Linked DNA regions of Homo sapiens: region 1 is linked to region 2. A link is a loop called in an ENCODE intact Hi-C map of the cell type or tissue named here. Cell type or tissue: ovary. All regions are shown on one strand. Each heading gives the region's core, and the rest is flanking DNA. Links, peaks and the distances in the headings are about the cores only. Region 1 overlaps SGTA (small glutamine rich tetratricopeptide repeat co-chaperone alpha). Region 2 overlaps GNG7 (G protein subunit gamma 7).

The links. Hi-C counts contacts between places; a loop is a spot of excess contacts. Peaks named below come from ENCODE experiments on the same cell type or tissue, not always from the same donor. Only the 100,000 strongest peaks of a DNase experiment are listed, where the experiment ranks them.
Region 1: a loop joins it to region 2, with 2.3 times the contacts of the local background. A loop is called at or near these places in 1 of 110 quality-filtered maps.

Annotation. Positions count from the first base shown.
Region 1 is chr19:2,767,930-2,773,290 of GRCh38, reverse strand. It overlaps SGTA (small glutamine rich tetratricopeptide repeat co-chaperone alpha), which reads left to right. Exons shown (of 12, transcript NM_003021.4): 2 at 4,200-4,322. The coding sequence starts at 4,223. Among named protein-coding and RNA genes, the nearest start is that of SGTA, 13 kb to the left of the region's middle. RefSeq lists an enhancer at 4,026-4,526. In ovary, for the core only: no CTCF peak of the experiment used is centred there; DNase peaks (open chromatin) are centred at 3,186 and 4,332; H3K27ac peaks cover 535 bases.
Region 2 is chr19:2,694,176-2,699,536 of GRCh38, reverse strand. All of the region lies in intron 1 of GNG7 (G protein subunit gamma 7), which reads left to right. Among named protein-coding and RNA genes, the nearest start is that of GNG7, 5.8 kb to the left of the region's middle. RefSeq lists an enhancer at 855-974. In ovary, for the core only: no CTCF peak of the experiment used is centred there; no DNase peak of the experiment used is centred there; H3K27ac peaks cover 911 bases.

The sequences.
Region 1 (5,361 bases), core at 154-5,153, 74 kb before region 2:
CTCGGTGTCCCTGCCCTGTGGCCGCGTCACCCATCTCTGCCCTCGGTGTCCCTGCCGTGTGGCCGCGTCACCCATCTCTGCCCTCGGTGTCCCTGCCGTGTGGCCGCGTCACCCACCTCTGCCCTCGGAGTCCCTGCCGTGTGGCCGCGTCACCCACCTCTGCCCTCGGTGTCCCTGCCGTGTGGCCGCGTCACCCACCTCTGCCCTCGGTGTCCCTGCCGTGTGGCCGCGTCACCCATCTCTGCCCTCGGTGTCCCTGCCGTGTGGCCGCGTCACCCACCTCTGCCCTCGGAGTCCCTGCCGTGTGGCTGCGTCACCCACCTCTGCCCTCGGTGTCCCTGCCGTGTGGCCGCGTCACCCACCTCTGCCCTCGGTGTCCCTGCCCTGTGGCCGCGTCACCCATTTCTGCCCTCGGTGTCCCTGCCCTGTGGCCGCGTCACCCACCTCTGCCCTCGGTGTCCCTGCCCTGTGGCCGCGTCACCCATCTCTGCCCTCGGTGTCCCTGCCGTGTGGCCGCGTCACCCATTTCTGCCTTCACATCCACACAGTGTTCTCCCTGTGCATGCGTCTGCATCCAAATGTCCCCTTTTTATAAGGACATTGGTTATTGCTCTAGGGACCCGCCGTACACTGGTATGATGTCATCTTACCAAATTCTGTCCGCCAAGATCTTATTTCCAGGTGAGGTCGCATTCCAAGGTCCTGGCAGTTAGGACTTCAGTGTATGGATTTGGGGGACACAGTTCAGCACACGACAGTATTCAGCCCCTGGAGCCGCCTGTCAGCGTGGCTGCGCGCAGAGGGTCCCTGGGGCCCAGCTGGGGAGTGGGACCTGGCGGCAGAGACCCCTTGCACTGTGCTGGCTCAGAAGGAGGAGCCGTGGCCTCCTGGGTGCTGGGTCAGAGTTTCCTTGTAGGTGTTTGTGGCTTTAGTCACTTCTTGGAGAGCAGATCTGGGCACAGAGCAGAGAAGAATAAGAAATTATCCAGAGGCAGCTGTCACTGTAGAAGATTCCTTCAGGCCTCGCCCTTCCTCGTCCATCCCGAGGCTGGCGGCCTCTTGGCCAGGCCCTGTCTGACCCAGCCTGAATCCGAGCGTCTGATCTCAAACCTGTGCTTCTCCTCACGGTGGTTCCCCAGCTCCTGAGGCCTCAGGCCTGCCCCTTGCCTCATGCGTCTTGGCACACAGAGTGCAACTAAGAATAAGGTCCACTATGCACGGGCTGGGCCCGGCCCCGGAGGAAGGCCGGTGACACACAGCCCCGCCACCCTGTATGTCAGCCAGTGAGGGACAGAGATGGGGAAGACCCAGCTGCTCAGAGACACCAGAGGCCCTGGACAGGGAGTGGATTCCAGGGAAGGCGGCTGCCCAGCCCAGCCCGGAAGGAGCAGGTGGAGAAGGGAGGCCCAGCCAAGGGAACCTCATCGCAAGAACAGAGGATGGGGGTCCCATCCCACGGCCAGGGCCTCCCCAAGGGCTGCCCCTCCATGCGCCAGCACCACAGCAACCCCTCTCCATGCCTGCTTCTGGCCTCAGAGCAGGTTCTCCAAATGCTCCCAGTGAAACTGCACAGCCGGGCAGCGTTTCTGGAATAGCCTCAGCATGTGTTGATCTGGACACGGAGGGTGCACCAGCACCCGTCCACGTACCTGCCTGTGTGGGGGTGTTCACTCAGCGTTGTGCACGCCTGGTCTCGTACCCCTCCCCCCCCCCCCGATGGGGAGGTGCTGTCGCCATCCATGGGGGACAGAAGAGGAAACTGAGGCTCAGCAGAGTTAAGTCGCTTCCCCTAGGTCACACTGCCAAAAACAGCCAACCGAGGTCTATGCCACGAGACTCACCACGAGGAATCATGATTTTTTTTTTTTGACATGGAGTCTCACTCTGTTGCCAGGCTGGAGTGCAGTGGTGTGATCTCAGCTCACTGCAACCTCCAACTCCCTGGTTCAAGTGATTCTCCTGCCTCAGCCTCCCGAGTAGCTGGGATTACAGGCACGTGCCACCATGCCAGCTAATTTTTGTATTTTTAGTAGAGATGGGGTTTCACCGTGTTTGGCCAGGATGGTCTCTGTCTCCTGACCTCGTGATCTGCCTGCCTCGGCCTCCCAAAGTGCTGGGATTACAGGCGTGAGCCACCACGCCTGGCAGAATCGTGATATTAACAACAGATATCGCAGGGCGCCAAGCGCTGGGCTGACAGCTTCCGGGTTATTTTTTCCCCGACCCCTGACAGCAGCCACAATGGAGCTCCCCATTTTACAGACATGGAGGCGGAGGCTCAGGCCGAACAACCCGTCCGAGCTCACAGGCTTTGCAGGCCACGATCCGGGAACCGCCTGGCCTCTCCCTCACAACCCGGCTGGCTTAAAACAACCAAGATTGATTTCCCTCGCAGTTCTGGAGGCCAGAAGTCTGAGATGAAGGTGCAGGCTGGGCCACGTTCCCTCTGAAGGCCCCAAGGGAGGCTCCGTCCTGCCTCTTCCAGCTGCTGGGGGCCAGCGAGCCTCACCTCTCTTCGTGTGGCCACATGGCCTCAGCCTCTGCCTCCGTCTTCACGCGGCCGTCTCCGTGCGGCCATGTTCAATCCCTGCATTAGGGCCACCACAGCGACCTCATCTCCACTTGTTTCCATCTGCAAAGACACAGACAAGGTCCCGTGCTCAGGTCCCAGGTGGACGTGACTAGCCCAGAACTTGGCTGCTCCAGCGGCGGGGGCGGGGGCGGCTGCTTCTCCACGCAGCTTGTTACATCTGAATGTTTAGAGTCACCATCGCCAGCCTTCGGGGGAAATGGAGGCACAGTGAGGCCAAGCCTTCCTGAGCTGGCGCCTCAAGGCAGCCGGCCAGCCTGCCCCGGGGGAAGCTCACGTCGGGGCTTCCTGCTCAGAGCCGTGAAGGTCACTGTGGCCGAGGCCCCTCCAAGTTGGCCCAGGCACCCAGGAAACCTGTGTGAAAGGTCTTGTACTAAAAAAAGACCTGTCCATAGACTACAGCTCCAGATTCCAGAACAGCCTCTCCTGATGTCACCATCTGGCACCCTTTAGAGCTTTGGCAGGAAACTGCAGGGACCACAGACATGAGCAGAAGCAGCTGTCAAGTCCTGGGAATGAGGAACAAGACAGGGTATCCGAGGGGGGACCAGGCGGATGTCCGAGGGGGAACCAGGAGGGTTTCTGAGAGGGAACCAGGAGGGTGTCCGAGGGGGCATCCAGGAGGGTATCCGGGGGGGAACCAGGCGGGTGTCCGAGGGGGGCACAGGCGGGTGTCCGAGGGGGGCACAGGCGGGTGTCCGAGGGGGGAACCAGGCGGGTGTCCGAGGGGGGAACTAGGCGGGTGTCCGAGGGGGGAACCAGGCGGGTGTCCGGTGGGGGAACCAGGCTGGTGTCCGCTGGGGGAACCAGGAGGGTGTCCGGTGGGGGAACCAGGCTGGTGTCCGCTGGGGGAACCAGGAGGGTGTCCGCTGGGGGAACCAGGAGGGTGTCAGGTGGGGGAACCAGGCGGGTGTCCGAGGGGGGCACAGGAGGGTGTCCGAGGGGGAACTAGAGGGGGGTCTGAGGTGGAATGAGGTAGGTAGGCCTCCCAGGGGGAACAAGACGGGTCCCCAAGAAGTCCCTGGGGGGAGTCCTCTGCAAGTCCTGTGAAACAGTGATACCAGGGCAGGCACACCTGGCCCCGTTGGGTACCTAAGAAATGCTTGCTGACATGCCACAAAAGAGGTAAATTGAGGAAAGGGGCAGTGGCTCTGGCTGAGGACAAGGTCTCTCCCTCTCAGCACTGTGGACATTGGGGCTGGATCGTTCTCTGGAGTGGAGCTGTCCTGGGCACTGCAGGGTGCTGGGCAGCATCCCTGGCCCCCACCCACCTCATGCCAGAAGCAGGGGCGGAGGGGACCTCCGTGGCGCCTCAGTACCACCCTGGGAGTGCTCAGGAGGCCCTGGGAGCACGCGGGTTCTCTAGGGCAGGCCCTGCTTGCCTGCTGGCCTCACACTTTCTGGCTGTGTGCATAGCCGGATTGGTGAGCTCTGGGCCTCAGGTCATCATCTGTGAAATGGGCGTATTAAGGCCTTTCTACCTGGGCTGTCCTGGAGCTGAGATCAGCCAGCACCCTTAAAGTGAGGCCCAGCTAGTTAGGGGCAGGCCTGGGGTGCCTGGAGTGGGGAGTGTGAGGGGGCCTGATGGGGGTTTTTCCTGCACCCCCAGGTATCACCTCTTCTGGGCTCAAGATGGACAACAAGAAGCGCCTGGCCTACGCCATCATCCAGTTCCTGCATGACCAGCTCCGGCACGGGGGCCTCTCGTCCGATGCTCAGGAGAGCTTGGAAGGTAGGTGGGTGCCTGCCACTTCCCCCTCTCCCCGGGCAGCGGCCAGCACAGTCGCCTCGTGTAGACACCTGGTGTGTAGATGCCTGGTCCCCCGCCTGGCTTTTTGGGGGTGGAAGCTAAGCCCAGAGAGGGCAGGGGTCTGCCCAGGGCCACACAGCCCCCGGCCGTGGGAGCCAGGGCCGAGCTGAGCCCTCCCGCCTGCCACTGCGTGGCGCCACCACTGCTTGATGCCTTCAGGCTGAGCTGCCTTCCAGTGGCTTTTTTCCATCTCCCCATCTTCCACCAAGGTGTGTTCTGGAATGTTCTCACCACCCAGTGTGTGTGTGTCACCATCGGTCACGGGGAAAAAGCTCTCCTAGTGCTGGCCCCGCCCCAGAGTCCCAGACTCGTTGGCATCCTGCATGGCCTGTCCGCTCCCCAGGTGCCTTGGTCTCCTGGCTGGTCTTGCTTGCGCTTCTGCGACACCTGGATCCGGGGCTCGGAGGGAAAGGAGGGCTCGGGGAGGCACCCTCGTGTGGCTGCAGGTTCTGCTCTAGGTCCTCCTTCCCCACCTATGCCTCGCTCACCTGTGTCCTGGGCCTGCCAGGCCTCTGTAGCATGGACACCCAGTGACAGCTGTAGGGATGTGCCCGGGGTCCTTGACACAGTGCTGGGCAGGAAGTGGCTGACCCCCACTTCTGACCTGGGTTAGGACCCTGGGTCCACACGAGGAGGCGGCCAGGGCTAGTGTTGTCTGGCTCGGTGGGAGGGCCCCCTGGGTGCTGAGTCTGTCAGGTGGGCCAGCAGAGAGAGGGGCCCTGTGGCTGTTTCTTGTCCTGCTCTCAATGGTCCTGCCCTGGTACAGACCCAGTCATACAGGCCTTCTACTGGGGGCTGGCTTCAAGCTCCTTACTCAGGCCAGGCGCCCTTGGAGGTGCAACAGCATCCGGGGCACCTCACCCCTGACGTGGCCCTCCAGGTGGGGCCAAGCCCCCACCACGCCGCAGCCGGGCAGCCCCAGCATTGGGACCCCACAGAGGCCTGAGGTCACCACCTGGGC
Region 2 (5,361 bases), core at 71-5,070:
TTGCTTTTAAGTCATTTAGTGCTGTCATTCGGAGAGGGGAGAAGTAAGGTCTCACTGCTTTTAGAAAACATTAGAAATGCCTACTTATGGCTGGGTGCGGTGGCTCACGCCTGTAATCTCAGCACTTTGGGAGGCCGAAGTGGGTGGATCACTTGAGGTCAGGAATTCAAGACCATCCTGGCCAACATGGTGAAACCCCATCTGTACTAAAAATACAAAAACTAACTGGGCGTGGTAGCACACGCCTGTAATCCCAGCTACTTGGGGGGCTGAGGCAGGAGAATCACCTGAACCCAGGAGGCAGAGGTTGCAGTGAGCTGAGATTGCACCACTGCACTCCAGCCTGGGCCACAGAGTGAGACTCTGTCTCAAAAAAAAAAAAAAAAAAAGGCTACTCCTTTCTAGGTGGGCCTTTTATGTGGCTTTTGAACACTTAGTACTGATTTAGAAGATGGCCTGAAGTTGTCAGTTGCAAGCATTGGAAGATGACAATGTTTGCAATGTGCTTTCTTGGTTTTAACCTGGAACGTGAAGCTTCCAACGAAGCTCAAATTCTGCAGGTGCGTCTCGATCTTACAGAGGAGCTTTATTTAGAAAACATCCTTTGACCGATACCGTTATTTTCTGTTCTTGTTTCATGCTTCGTAAACCCTGGGGCCCCACTGTTTGAAGGCAAAGAGAACTAAACACAAATTACCCTCACGTGTAGACAATTCAGCTTCGTGTTTACTGAATGGAGGCATTTTTCTTGTTCACCGATAGTAGTGGAAAACACTCCTTTCTTCATTCAAGGTGTTATTCGGATTTTTTCAGTTCCATCTGGAAGCAGCGATGGTCTTTAAAATCGTATCCAGAGTCATTTGTATTTTTGAAGATGCTTCATGGTTTCTTACAGGAAGGTCGTGCCTGGTCTCTATAGGCTTGGGAGCTGGTGCTTTCTTTTTTTCTTTTCTTTCTTTTTTTTTTCTTTTTTGAAACACAGTCTTTCTCTGTCACCAAGGCTGGAGTGCAATGGTGCAATCTTGGCTCACTGCAACCTCCGCCTCCAGGGCTCAAGCAATTCTTCTGCCTCATCCTCTCGAGTAGCTGGGATTATGGGCGTACACCACTGCACCCGGCTAATTTTTATATTTTTAGTAGAGACGGGGTTTCACCATATTGCCCAGGCTGGTCTCAAACTCCTGACCTCAGGTGATCCACCTACCTCGGCCTCCCAAAGTGTTGGGATTACAGGCGTGAGCCACCGCGCCCGGCCTGTCCTTTTTTTTTTGAGACATGGTCTCATTCCGTTGCCCGGGCTGGAGTACAGTGGTGCGATCTCGGCTCACTGCAACCTCTGCCTCCTGGGTTCAAGCCATTCTCCTGCCTCAGCCTCCCGAGTAGCTGGGACTACAGGCACCCACCACCACACCCAGCTAATTTTTGTATTTTTAGTAGAGACGGAGTTTCACCATGTTAGCCAGGCTGGTCTGGAACTCCTGACCTCTGGTGATCCACCTGCCTCGACCTCCCAAAGTGCTGGGATTATAAGCATGAGCCCCCGCACCCGGCCTGTCTTTTGTTTTTGAGATGTGGTCTCGTTCATTGCCCAGGCTGGAGTGCAGTGGCGCCATCTTGTCTCATTGCAACCTCCGCCTCCCGGGTTCAAGCGATTCTCCTGCCCCAGCCTCCCGAGTAGCTTCCATTACAGGCATGTGCCACCACGCCCGGCTAATTTTTGTATTTTTAGTAGAGACGGGCGGGGGGGGGGACGGGGCCCTCACCATGTTGGCCAGGCTGGCCTCGAACTCCTGACCTTAGGTCATCCACCCACCTCAGCCTCCCAAAGTGCTGGGGTGACAGGCGTGAGCCACCGCGCCCGGCCGCTGTGTCCTTTCACGGCTGATTTCTGCAATTCTGCGTCCTTGTTGATGTCGGGCGCCTCTCCCCGCTCGTTGACATTTCTTGACTTCACTTGTCACTGCTTTTTATACATGCACTCTTTGGCCTGGCCTCTGTCTCTTAAGGGTTAGAGAAAAGTGTTCATGGTTTACGTCACCCAGGAGACCCTACCGATGAGTGTGAGAGCTAAGGAGATGGGCTGACCCATCCTCAGTCACACAGCGGCCCCCGAGGGGTCACTCCTGTCCTCCTCCTCCCCCATCCTGCGGCGTGAGTGGGCCACGCTCTCTCTGTGTGGTTGCTCCCCCACATCGGCTCCTGACACGGATGGGCGGTGGGGTTCGTGGGCAGCTCCGAGACGCTTCCACGAACAGTTACTTGAACCTCGCAAAAGGAAAAGTCTTACTGCTTTTTATGACAAAAATTGAGGTATAATTTACACTTCATAACATTCAGACCTTTTAAGGATGCAATTCCATCTTTTAAATAAGTTTATCAGCTGTGCAAACATCCCTATAAGCCCCTTTCAGAACATTCCTGTGATCCCAGCATTTTGGGAGGCCGAAGCAGGTGGATCAGTTGAGGTCAGGAGTTCGAGACCAGTCTGGCCAACATGGCGAAACCCTGTCGCTAGTAAAAATACAAAAATTAGCCGGGCGCCTGTAATCCCAGCTACTCAGGAGGCTGAGGCAGGAGAATCGCTTGAACCTGGGAGGCGGAGGTTGCGGTGAGCACTGCACTCCAGCCTGGGCAACAGAGCGAGACTCTGTCTCAAAAAACAAACAAACAAAAAAACATTCCATCACCTAGTAAAATCTTTTGTCCCCATGAGGGGGACTCTCCACCCCCTCCCCCAGCCCTGGCACCCACGCCTCTCCCTCCTGTCTCTGGACTGGCCTGTCCTAGACATTTCAAAGAAATGGGTCACACACTGTGTGGCCTTTTGTGTCTGGTGTCTCTCACTGCGTGTGACATGCTCAAGGTGCATCCGTGCTGTGGCCTGCGTCAGAGCCTCGACCCTTTTCAGGGCTGAGTCGTGTTCCGGTGCGTGGACAGGCCGGGCTGTGCTCATCCATCCATTCAGCAACACACGCTCGGCCGCTTTTGCCTTTGGGCAATGGAGCACAGTGCTGGGATGTAAATGGCTTTTTCCTGGGCACAGGCAGTCCACTGCACTGAAGCTTGGGATGTTTGTTTAGTGGTTCTTTCTTTCTCTTTCTTTCTTTCTTTCCTTCCTTCCTTCCTTCTTCCTTCGTCTTTCCTTTCTTTCTTCCCTTCCTTTCCTTTCTTTCTTTCTTTTCTTTCTTTTCTTTCTTTCTTTCTTTCTTTCTTTCTTTCTTTCTTTCTTTCTTTCTTTCTTTCTCTCTCTCTCTTTTTCTTTCTCTCCTTCTCTTTCTTTCTTTTTTCTTTTTCTTTCTCTCTCTCCTCTCTCTCCTCTCTTCCCTCTCTCCCCTCTCTCCCCTCTCTCTCCTCTCTCTCTTTCTCTCTTTTCTTTTTTTTTGACGGAGTCTTGCTCTGTCTCCCGGGCTGGAGTGCAGTGGTGCAATCTCGGCTCACTGCAACCTCCACCTCCCAGGTTCCAGTGATTCTCCTGCCTCAGCCTCCCGAGTAGCTGGGATTACAGGCATGCACCACCACACCCAGATAATTTTTATGTTTAGTAGAAACAGGGTTTCACCATGTTGCCCAGGCTGGTCTCGAACTCCTGACCTCAGGTGATCTGCCCGCCTCGGCCTCCCAAAGTGCTGGGATTACAGGCGTGAGCCCCCATGCCCGGCCCCTTCTGTCTGCTTTCTTTCCCATCTCAGTGCTCCCTCTTGAGCCGAGAGCCTCATCATCCCTGGCGGGAGACTCCGAGGTGACGAATCAGCCTCTGGTTTCTCCAGCTCCAGCAGGACCTTCCTAGTAAGCTTCCTGGGCACTGATCAGACGGTCACTTCCCTGCCTCCTATCAAGTCAGCACCCACATGATGGCACCCCAGTTCCTCATGGGGTCTTCAGGGTCCTGCATGGCCTGGCCCTGCCCTCTGACCCTTCAAGTACCCCACCCCCACTTGGCTCCATCCACCTCCCCGGTGCCCCTGGGTTTCCTGGACGCTGCTGTTGCTGTCTCCTTTGTCTGAAACGCTCCTTCCTTCCTTCCTCTATCCGACAAAGGCCCGTTGTGTGCCTATTTTAAGCCTCAGAACTGGTGCCAGGCCCTGGGAGCACCACGTGAATGAGGCATCTGTGTGCTGGTGTGGGGGCCGTGGAGATGGCAGTCTGGGTCAGAGGGGCCTGAGCCCAGGGTGGCACAGAGGTGGGGGCCTCGGGCCTGTGTGTTCTAGGAGCTGAATAGGTGCAGGGGTGATAAGAAGTCGTCCAGGGGGGTAGAGAGGGGGCTGCGGAAGGTCCAGACAGGAGGCCACGAGGAAGCTTTGAGTAGAATACAAGTTTGCCAGGGAACGGATTGGTGGAGACTGGCCCATCTTGGTGGGTACACAGAGGGCGCTAGGTCTCCCCATGCCACTCACCACACATTTTCTCAGCCTGGCTCACTGCAGCCTCAAACTCCGGGCTCAAGCAATCCTCCCACCTCAGCCTCCCAGAGTAGCTGGGACTACAGATGCACGCCACCATGCCCAGCTAATTAAAACTTTTTTTTGTAAACGTGGAGGTCCCCCTGTATTGCCTAGGCTGGTCTCGAACTCCTGAGCTCGAGTTCAACCCTACCCTGTGATGGCCTGAGTAGGGTCATTTTCTGGGGCAGGGCTGTCCTGGGCACTGCAGGTCCTGAGGTGCCGAGCAGCGTCCCTGGCCTCCACCCACTCCACGCCAGGAGCACCTCCAGTTGTGACAACCACAGATGTCCCCAGACATAGCCCAGTGTCCCTCAGGGAGCAGATCACACCTGGGCTAGGGGAGTCCACGGACTCCAAGAGACTCCGCGTCCCATGATCCTCTGCCCTGCTGAGGTCCCAGGAGGCTGCACACATTGAAATCCACACCCTGAGTGGGGAGGGAGAGAGGAGGTGAGCCCCAGAAGCTGGGGGTCCCCCTGATTTACACTGTCTGCCCCATTGGGAGTTTATTCTGGTGTCTAGTGTGATCAGGAAGCAGACTTGATTTTTTTCCCAAATAATGTAGGGGCTCCCTCTTAGTACTGCAGATAGGGGGGACCGGATTGTTCTCTGGGGTGGGGCCGTCCTGGGCACTGCAGGGTGCTGAGCAGCGTCTCTGGGCTCCACCCACTCCACGCCAGGAGCATCTCTGAGTTGTGACAGCCACCGATGTCCCCAGACATTGTCCACAGTCATCTGGGGTTGAGAACCACTGCTCTATACCAGGCTATGGTAGAACAGATCCTTTCAACTAAAACTTTTTTTTTTCCCCTAAAAACTATGGTTGAACTAGTTAAGTGCTATTCCCTGCCCCCCCCCAAAAAAAAGCAACAAAAAAATCTCCCCAAAATGTAGATTCCTCCAAAAATAGTGTCACCAA